Linked DNA regions of Homo sapiens: region 2 is linked to region 1. The links are chromatin loops, found by intact Hi-C in ENCODE. Cell type or tissue: PC-9. All regions are shown on one strand. Each heading gives the region's core, and the rest is flanking DNA. Links, peaks and the distances in the headings are about the cores only. Region 1 overlaps FAM13A (family with sequence similarity 13 member A). Region 2 overlaps FAM13A (family with sequence similarity 13 member A).

The links. Peaks named below come from ENCODE experiments on the same cell type or tissue, not always from the same donor. Only the 100,000 strongest peaks of a DNase experiment are listed, where the experiment ranks them.
Region 2: it touches region 1 in a loop (13-fold over the local background); 1 of 110 quality-filtered maps calls a loop at or near these places.

The regions. Positions count from the first base shown.
Region 1 is chr4:88,934,985-88,940,377 of GRCh38, forward strand. It overlaps FAM13A (family with sequence similarity 13 member A), which reads right to left. Exons shown (of 24, transcript NM_014883.4): 5 at 3,104-3,257. The region is part of intron 1 of LOC105377327 (a long non-coding RNA gene); the gene reads left to right. Among named protein-coding and RNA genes, the nearest start is that of FAM13A, 120 kb to the right of the region's middle. In PC-9, for the core only: no CTCF peak of the experiment used is centred there; DNase peaks (open chromatin) are centred at 2,347 and 3,337; H3K27ac peaks cover 1,602 bases.
Region 2 is chr4:88,989,710-88,995,102 of GRCh38, forward strand. FAM13A (family with sequence similarity 13 member A) reads right to left here. Exons shown (of 24, transcript NM_014883.4): 4 at 1,264-1,441. Among named protein-coding and RNA genes, the nearest start is that of FAM13A, 65 kb to the right of the region's middle. In PC-9, for the core only: no CTCF peak of the experiment used is centred there; a DNase peak (open chromatin) is centred at 2,292; H3K27ac peaks cover 713 bases.

The sequences.
Region 1 (5,393 bases), core at 255-5,254:
TAGGTTCACTCCCAAAGAATGGCAGGGAAAGCAAAGTTGAAGGGGAAGTCATACTGACAAAACTTTTCCCCTTATTGTTACCTTGGCCTTCAGACAGAGGAAGTCTGTCTTGAAGTGAGGCTGATGAATGTGCTGTAGATGCCATGATCAATTTTGCAGCTACTGACCAGAGTCAGCTGAACAGAAACAGACATTAGGCTTTGATAGCCTATGACAGAAAAAGACTCCATCTTCCAATACTCTGGTCAAAGTTCTTTATCTAGGTCCAAATACAACCGAACATATTTCTCTGGGCCCAAATCTCCGTTTCACATGCAAGAATATATAAGAAACTTCATTCAACACTTTATGACTCTGTTCTCCAAACTGGGATATACAGAGGTATGTCAGTGTTTATGTTTAGTCCTTTTCCCCACTTAAAAGCCTTATATCTAAGTCATTTACATGAGACTTGCCTTATTCCCAACTCATATATTTTATGTCCCTGTTACTCTTGGGTCTTTATCATTTACTTTGCGCCCATTTCCTATCTTTATATTCATCCTTCCAAAAACTGAACTCATATGAAAAAATGAACAGAAAGATAACTTTTCTTTAATTACCTTCTCATTTTTCTTCTTTTTCAGTATATTAATAGTTTCATTCTGAGATTCTCAATTTCTTTTAAGCCCATCTACCTTTTAGTTTCTATCTAATGTTTCTATGATCTTTACAATTTTCAAAAAAGTCTGTTTTCTAAGCATTGTCAATGTTTACATATCTAAATGTGGCTAACATATTCTCCTTTTATTACTATGAACTCTAAAATGGCATTGGCACATCCTTTTGAAATGATTTCCATAACTTCTATTTCATCCTTACTCGTTACGATTAAGTCCAGAGAATCACACCCCTTGTCACATTCTCTACTTTCTCAAAGAAGAGACTATCAGCGAGATCAGTTAAAAAAAATGCATTAAAATTCTGCTTTGGCAGAATGACACTTCCAGAGAATATAAATGTAGTTTCTAATCATGACATTTATCTGCCTCTAGGCCGATCTGAAACTTACATTAAAAGAGCACCATTTTATATTCTTCTTCATCTACCTAAGACATCTGTATTTGGCTCCCACAGAATTATGTCTTATATTATATTCTCATACGATGTTCTCCACCAGCCTTAAACCTAGTCACTCAAGGATTTCCAAGCAGGGCACTCTTCCACAGATCTCAACAGGTGTTATTTTACTTGCACAGCAAATAACATCTGTGTTAGTCTGTTTGTGTTGCTATAAAGAAATACTTAAGGCTGGGTAATTTATTTCAAAAAGAGGTTTAATTGACTCACAGTTCAGCAGGCCATACAGAACATCTGCCTCTAATGAGGCCTCAGGAAGCTCACAATCACGGCAGAAGAAGAAGGGGAGCAGGCATATCACATGGCGAGAGTGGGAGCAAGAGTGAGGGGGGGAAGTGCCACACACTTTTAAACAAGCAGGTCTCCTGTGAACTCACAGCAAGAACTCACTCATCACCAAGGGGATGGCACTAAGTCATTCACGAAGGATCCGCCCTCATGATCCAAACACCTCCCACCAGGCCCCAGCTCCAACACCAGGGACTGCGTTTCAATATGAGATTTGGAGGGGACAAACATCCAAACCATATCAACTTCCCATTGGCATATTCCAGCAATTAGCTTTATCTCAGCAAGTTTGCCCTGCCTAAGATTATATTTATCTATTTCCATTATACTTCAGGTTCACCTTATTATTTTATCTGCCCTAGTAAAAAGGTATGAGTGTTAAAAATTGTTTATAAAAGATTTTTAAAATATTTTATTTTTAATTATCATTATAGGTCCTTTAATAGTTGTACATATTTATGGGGTATATGTGATTGAGAGATGCTGCTGAAACAAAGTTAATTACCTTTTAACATTTTAAAAAGAGATCCTTTTCAAAGTACCATAGGCACTAGAGGAACAAACTTGAGGGCGATTTTTTTCTATTTAAAAAATCATTTAACTTTTCTGAGGCAAAACTGAAGTAATGTTGTTTTCTTATTTTTTCTTGTGAATCACTGACATTTTTTTCAGCTACCGTGTTATTTCTAACTCAGATTTACAACTGATAGTCTCCAATTATCTCATTTTATCATTTTAACTGAGCAAACTAGAAAATCTAGTTTTAGATCCTTTTGTAGGATGCTACTTGATACTCAAACCATTTTAACCTTTCTTCAAAGTCATGGCCTCAACTGGGAGAAGAGATGAAAACATTCCTTTAAGTGCCCAAACCAAGTGCCTCTGATTTTATCATTCATTGCTATATGAATCAGCAAAGAGTATGTTATGGTCTGTAAACCTGATAAGCTTCAAGAAACCTCCTGAGGAAATCTCATACCAGCTCCATCATGATTCACCTCAATATAAATGACGACGAAATAAGATAACTTCCTTATTTTCCCACATCTAGGGGATTTGTTTGGATGTTTACCCTCTGATTCTCAATTCTAGGTCTTTGGAGACCTACAGGCATTTACCTAATATATACAGGGTATATTATAAAATTATCAATGTATAAAAAGATTTAGATAGTATTGTCAAGGACTCCTTTATAGGTTTTTAAAATATTCTCCTTTACTGATGATTGTTACCAAAAACTAATATATGGGACTTAGAATCTGAGGTTGGGCTTCAAATTGTGCCAGACACAAAAGAGACAAAAAGACACAGTAATATTGTCTTCAGGAATTTGCAATCTAGTTAGTAACCTAGCACTCCTGATCACAGCCATATGCACTTATTCCTGCTGTAACATCAGGCTTCTGTAGTAAAGGTGGTGCGGCCAGTTGATCAGAGCACTGGGCTCATGCAAGTGTTTTTGAGATGACTTTATAGCAACAAGAAAACATAAAATTGCTATTATTCTTGAATTTTAGAAGGCTATATTTCAATTTAATAAGCATTTGGAATAATAGATTTCATAAGAAGGATTCACTATACACAGGAATAATAATCTGAGGGTTATATCCATATGGAATTTTTATGAGAAAGAATTAAATAAAATCTTCTGTCCAAAATTATAGCAATACTGAAAATTAAAAACCAAGTTGCTTACTTTTACTATGATAAGCCTAGCCAGGTTTTCACATCTCAGATGATCATTTTCTGTATACTCTACTTCAAACAGGGTATTGTAATTTTCTAGAATTTTAGCCATTATCTTGTTGCACAGGTCCTGTTCCTTCATGCCTTCAAGCCCAGGTGGCACACTAGAAACAAGAAAGGGAAAGAGAGGAATTACTTAGTAAACACAACAGTGCCTGCTAGCTGACTCAGACTTGTATTTTGAAATCTCCTGAATAATTAGCCTTATAGGGATGCATGGGATTTTCAACAAGCTCTTTGGTAACATGCATGACATTGTTGGGGCAATTGGAGAGTTCCCAAGTTCTGAATCAATAGCTTGGGCTGAATAAGAAAAATATAGGCTGTTCAGGAAGAAGATAGAGATGAACACTGAGGCCAGTAGTACTTTGAATATATTAAAAATTATTACACATAATAGTTATATAAAAGTAAAAAAAGAATGAGGGTTTTCATAACAGAAATAGCCACACAAATAATAGCAACACAATCTTTATTTAAGGCTTTCTTAGATAATGCACAAAAAGTACAAACCTTAAAGGTAGAAATGAATACTTCTGGGGAAAAATAATGATAATTGTTGAGCTAAGTGATGAGCGCATGGAAGGTCTATTACACTATTCTCTCTTCTTTTGAATGTACTTAAAATTATTCACAATAAAAATAGTTGAAAATATATCTGAATACAGAATATCCCATAAACAAGGTAAAAAGATAATTTACTGGTAAACTTCTTCAGTAACATGTATAACTGACAAAGATTAGTAGTTACACTATGTAAAGAACTCCTACTAATCAACAGGTAAGTCCAAAAGAAAAAGAGACAAAAGACATGAGTTGGAAATGTTGCAGAATAGTTAATAACCTTATGAAAAGATACTTAGCTTCACTGAATAACCAGAGAAATACATTTAAAAAGCACCACTTAGGTCTCATTTACTACTTATCTGTATTAATTTTCTGAGGCTGTTGTAACAAATTACCATAAACTAAGTGGCTTAAAACAACAGAAAGTATTGTCTTCCAGTTCTGGAGGCCAAAAGAACAAAATCAGTATCACTGGGGCAAAATCAAGGTGTCAGCTGGGCTATACTCCCTGTGAAAGCTCTAGGGGAGAAGCTGTTCCTTGCCTCCCCTAGCTTCTGGTGGCTGCCAGCATTGCTTGATTATAGGTGCATCACATCAATCTTTAACCAGGGCCAGCATCTGCAAATCTCTCTCTGCTCCACCATCACACGGCCTTCTCTACATGTGCTTAATCTCCCTCTACCCCATTCTTATAAGGATACACGTGATTGCATTTCATGTCCACTCCCCTATCCCTCAAAAATTCAGGATAATCCTTATATCTCAAGATCCCTACCTTAATCACATCTGCAAAGATTCTGTTTTCCAAATAAGGTAACATTTACGCATTCCAGGGATTATGATATCTTTAGGAGATACTATTTAACCTACTAGACTATCTTGGGATACGCACCCTAAGGTCTCCTACACTTGGGTGTAGATAGAACCTGTGACTTGCTTCTGATCAATATGATTTGGCAAAGGTGATAGGATGTCGCTCCCATGATTGTGTCACAATGGATGAAACTCAGAAAACTGAAGTGAGAGATTCTCCCATCGGCCTTAAAGATATAAGCAGTCAAGTTGTGAGATGGCTGTAAGAGGATCACATGGCAGGGAACTATGGGACTTCAGTGGGGCTACAGCCATAAGAACACAGTAAGATGCTAGGGTCCTTAGTCATGCAGCTGCAAAGAAATGAACTCTGCCAACAACTTGAATGAGCTTGGAAGCAAATCATTCCCCAAACTCGAGCCTTTAGATAAAAACGCAACCCAGTTAATACTGTGAATTTGGCACAGTAAGATCAAGAGCAGATGATTCAGTTAAGTTGTGCCCAGATTCCTGACCCCTAGAAATTGTGAGATAGCAAATGTTTGTTGTTTTAAGCCACTAAATGTGTGGTAATTTGTTACACTACCATACAGAGTTTGGTACCTGGGAAGGGGATGCTGCTGTAACAAATATCTAAAATGTGGAAGTGGCTTGGGAACTGGGTAGTGGAAGGAGACTGGGCAGCATCATAGAGAAGGCCTAAAATGCCTTGAACCAGTTCTTAACTGACCCCTGGACCTTAAGGACACCACTGATGAGGGCTCAGAGGGAAATGAGGAATATGTTACTGGAAATTGGAGCAATGGAGACCCTTGTGATGGTGGCAGAAAACTTAGGGAAATTGTATCCTATAGTTACTT
Region 2 (5,393 bases), core at 276-5,275, 55 kb after region 1:
TACTGATATTCTGACTGACTACCTGGAGCAGATTACCAGAAATTCCAGATCAAGCCCAATGTCTAAGTTAGTAATGAGGTATGGATCTGTGTTTAATGCTTACTAAATAAGCATTCTATTTACAAATTCATTTTTACCTGTTCTAGAATCTAGGTTTCAGAATTATTCAACAGTTTTCTACTTACACCTTTCTCACATGTAAGTCACCAAACAAAGGTTTACTGGGCAGAACAAATATAAGAAAAAATATAGACTTTTTACTATCACGGAGCTTCTGAATAAGACAAAAAATTAGTGGATCCTGCATCTGAGATATTTATTCACGAGACCCTAACATATCCTATGAAATGCCATTACTTAAAAGTTAACACCTTTAGAATTACAATCAGGATAGTTATTACAGTAGAACTTCTACCCAAATTAGGCTGTGAATGACCTGGAACCCTGTAGTCACTAGGATCTAAGCCAGAATCTAAATTTAGACAGTCATTCTGAAGACTGTAATATTACTAGTTCTGGGCAGCTGAATAAGCCTGTATATTAATGAAGTGGAGAAGTAGATATGCTATTAAAAAAAAAGTTGCTGAGTTTCTGAGAGCTTTTGGAGTGTAAATGTTCTCTCTCTCTTAACTAGAAGAATGTATTTGATATCAGAGGTGATTAATAGGAGAGTTAAAAGCAAAGTCCCTGGATTGCAGGATCACATTTCACGTATCAAAAATTAAAGAGCTTTATGGAATAAGAAGGAGAATAAAATATTAAGCTTTACAAAAGTTCCTGTGGCTAGCAACAAAGAATCTACTAAAATAGACTGGTTTATTTCCAGTAAATGAAGCTGAGGTTATATTTTTCTGATACTGGCATAGTCTGTTCATAATTTTCCATCTATTGGCAATAATTTGAACTTTATTACTATTTAAAAAATTATTCACTATGTCATACTCCTTCTCTTTCTGCTAATCAACATTTCTGATTACAGATTTTTTAAATGCCCCTTTTAATTAAAATATAACTTATTTCCAGATTTTTAAATAAGGCTATTTGATTTATTGCAAATTATAGTTTTGTAAAAAGGGCATAGCTACCTTCTTCAAATTGGGATGAAAAACAAGGCTAACATGCCCAAGAACAAGATACAACTTCTCCAAAATAAGCTGGCTGAATTTTCAGACTGAAATATGCTTCTACATCCCAGTAATTTCAGACAGTAGTAAACACAAAGGGGGACATGATGATATTAACAGTAAAACTCCACTAACTTACTGAAAGCAATTTGGCCCAAATACAGTGGCGAGATTGTGAACATTCATGCGATTCTGCACATGATGCTTGGCTACTTTTGTCAAGAACTGGCAAAGGTACTTGAGGAGGCAGTAGTGGGTGTCTGGCAGCTCTTTTATTAAGTCTCTTAAGCTACTCTCCTGAACATCATTTCTGCCATCTGGAAAAAAAAAGAATAAAAATGTTCTAAGGTATATTTCACAGTAACAACAACAAAAGCCCATAGGTGTAATACATTCTAACATTTTATTCAGAAAAAAACTCTTGAGAGACTGAGATAGGCCTTGTGTATTTGACTTTATGTTAAAGAATTACTAACTTACTGTAGTCCCAGCTACTCAGGAGGCTGAGGCAGGAGAATGGCATGAACCCGGGAGGCGGAGCTCGCAGTGAGCCGAGATTGCGCCACTGCACTCCAGCCTGGGCAACAGGGAGAGACTCCGTCTCAAAATAAAAAATAATAATAATAATAAAAAGAATTACTAACTTATGCAAGAAATATTTAAAAAACCACAAGGTTTATTCAGTGCACAAAATGGGTTTGTGTTTCAATTTAATGTTTTAATCCCCAAATTAAGACAATGGTTAGGTTTTTGATCCACAGTGGAATCTTCCATTTGATTTTTGTCTTCAACTTTGTCAAAATCAGGATTCTTTTGAATAAAATTTGATATGAGAGACCTTCAAGGGACACCATGGGGGATGCTAAACTTAGTGATCAAGGTACTGTACACAGAGAAAACTAAAGGAAACTTAATTCCTAAACAGCTTTTTAATCTTGACAAAGATTATCTCCTTGACCAATCTCTAGTCAGACTTCTCTGAGCTTTTTTTCAACTAAGCCCTGTTCTGGGCATGTCCTCAAGAGTCCACTTTTAGTAAGAATACTGCTAAGTCAGTTCAGCCAAGATCCCCACCCTTCCTATCTGATAACCCTCCATATCTGACCAAATTACTCATTTCCCACCATCCTCCAAATGATGTCTGATCACCTTAGCCTGCCTTCAGCAAGAAACTTGTTAGGTCTGTTTAGCCATAATCTGTCCTGACCCTTGAGGTTTCCTGTTAGTAATTTTCCACCCACTGACTGCTGCCTATCCCAACTCTGGTATATGGTCATGTAATTCCCACTTTCCCTTGTATTCCAAGTTGAGCCCAATCTCTCTGCCAAGCTGCAAAACCCCAAATGCAGTAGTCCCTCTAGCTATCATAATAGTCCTGAATAAAGATTGCCTTACCATTCTTTAACAAGTGTCAGAATGAATAACTTTTTTTTCTTCTTCTTTTTTTTTTTTTAAGGAGTCTCGCTCTTGTCACCCAGGCTGGAGTGCCATGGCACAATCTCAGCTCACTGCAACCTCTGCCTCCTGGGTTCAAGCGATTCTCCTGTCTCAGCCTCTTGAGTAGCCGGGATTGATTACAGGTGCACACCACCATGCCCGGCTAATTTTTGTATTTTTAGTAGAGACGGCATTTCACCATGTTGGCCAGGCTGGGGCCTCCCAAAGTGTTGGAATTACAGGCGTGACCCACCACACCCGGCCAGAATAACTTTTTCTTTAACAATATCTAACATGTCATATAGTTCAGAATTTGATATATATTTCTCATACAAAAGACGAATAACCCAGCATACACCCCAAAATGTCTAACAATATATCAAAATTCATAGGCATACATATGAGAAGTTTCTCTCAAGTCTCAAAGATTTGTTTTGCCAATACTTAAATATAGTAAAATTGCTAAGTTTTGTGACTTTGTATAATGCTTTCTCTCAGAAGAAAATAAAAATATTTTATAACAAATACAGCAGTTTAGAGGAATGACTACAATCCATTACTTTAACAGACATCTAAGAGAATAAAAATGTAATTCAGTTATAATTAATAAGCAGTTGTACTGCCTACATAAGTCAGCTTTAGCCAGTTAAGTGAAGAACAGAAAAATGAGGGAAATGAGATACAAAATCAGAGAATTAATCAGTGTTACAAAGCACCTGGATAACATAATGCTACTGACAGGAAGTGAAAACATATAGCAAATCAGACACAGTGACATTGAGAGGCTTCAGAGCACAAGATCAGAATGAAGGCTCAAGTCATTTCTGGGGTGAGGAACCTGGTTCTGCTACCTACTACTTATGTGACCTACGTTGTGTTGTTTATAATATTTTCCACTGCACTATGACCTTAAATAGCAGGGATATATAAGATAATGAAATAATTAAGTTGGAGTGATTAAGAACTAATTGGAGATACCCATTTCTCATGCCTTTATATTATGAAAATAAACAAATAATGAACCAAGAGAAAATGTTCTGCCTTCTTTTTTATGGTGACTAATTCAAAGTGAGTCTATGGGATGTTTTCATGGGTGTTTGCTCTCTGTTTAAAATTGTGGTCTGATTGTCAGCATTTAAAGGTAACAAGCAACAGCATTACAACAGCCTTGATAATCAGCCTCTGGCCTTCTGGCTCTGAAATGAAACCTCAAACCATAAGGCAGGCAATGTGTAAAGATACCAGGTCTAATAAAACGAAGATTCAAAATAGTTGTGAATTTATGACAATAACATCTTTGAAAAAGCAGCAGCATTTTCATCATTTTCCAATTTCTGAAATACGATAAACAATTTTTCCAGGAAATAAAACAGCCAAACAATGGGAAGGGAGACGGATGTATTTAGAGAGTTTCATGTTTAGCAAAATGACATAAAATCATTTATGGCGGCTGGGCGCGGCAGCTCACGCCTGTAATCCCAGCACTTTGGGAGGCCGAGGTGGGCAGATCACCAGGTCAGGAGTTCAAGACCAGCCTGACCAACAAGATGAAACCCTGTCTCTACTAAAAATAACAAAAAGTAGCCAGGCATGGTGGCTAATCCCAGCTACTCAGGAGGCTGAGGCAGGAGAATCGCTTGAACCTGGGAAGCGGAGGTTGCAGTGAGCTGAGATCATGCTACTGCACTCCAGCCTGGGCGACAGAGCAAGACCCTGCCTCAAAAAAAAAAAAAAATCATTCATGGCCTGAATGGAAGAATCACAAAATATACTCTGAAAAGTCAAAAGTAACTGAGAAATATCTTCCATCTACCTCCTTCCATTTCCACAGCATTTTTGTTTCCTGTGATGGAAGACAGATTCATCGATTCCTGGATTCACCCACTGGACAAGGATGTGAGCGTCCTCTACATCAGCGGCTTTGACAGCAGCACACCTACATTTATAATTTACTTCTTGAATCCCTGTTCAAATATACTGACAGTACAGTAAAGACCTTAATTTATTAGCATGACATTTTGCCTCATCTCTTTTCATACAGGTTAATTATGTATCTGCATTTTGTAAAGTGTTTCTGGAAATATCTGGTAAATATTACCATTACTGCCAGCCTGCTGCAACCCTACAAATAAGATTTCCTACATATGAGAATAATAATTGCTCAACACCTTCAGAGGAGGCTTGTAGAAGAATGCCTAGGGTAGCAGCATGGGGGCAGTGGTGGTACAAATGTGCCTATTAGGAAGATGCCTTCTGACGCTTGCGAGAAAGAAGGCTCATAATAATTGGCAGGGTGTGGTGGCTCATGCCTGTAATTCCAGCACTTTAGGAGGCCAAGGTGGGCGGACTGCTTCAGCCCAGGAGTTTGAGACCAGCCTGGGCAACATAGCGAAACCTCGTCTCTACAAAAAATACAAAAATTAGCTGGGCATGGTGGCACATGCCTGTAGTCCCAGCTACTTGGGAGGCTGAAATGGGAGGATCGCTTGAGCTTCAGGAAGTCAAAGCAGAAGTGAGCCATGATCATACCACTGCACTCCAGCCTGGGTGACAGAGTGAGACCCTGTCAAAAAAAAAAAAATTTCCTAATAATTACTTTGCTATGGCTTTATTTTTTGATTTATTCATATCTAAATACAATAAACACTGCCTTATACATTCATGTTCTCGTATTTATATTGATAATTATGATGGCTCACTTAAGGTCTCACATTATAAAAGTTTGCAATGCTTCTATTTTTGTTTACATACATCCAAAATGTATATTTGTTGCACACTATGTATATTTGTTGCACACACGCATCCAAAATGTATATTTGTTGCACACACACA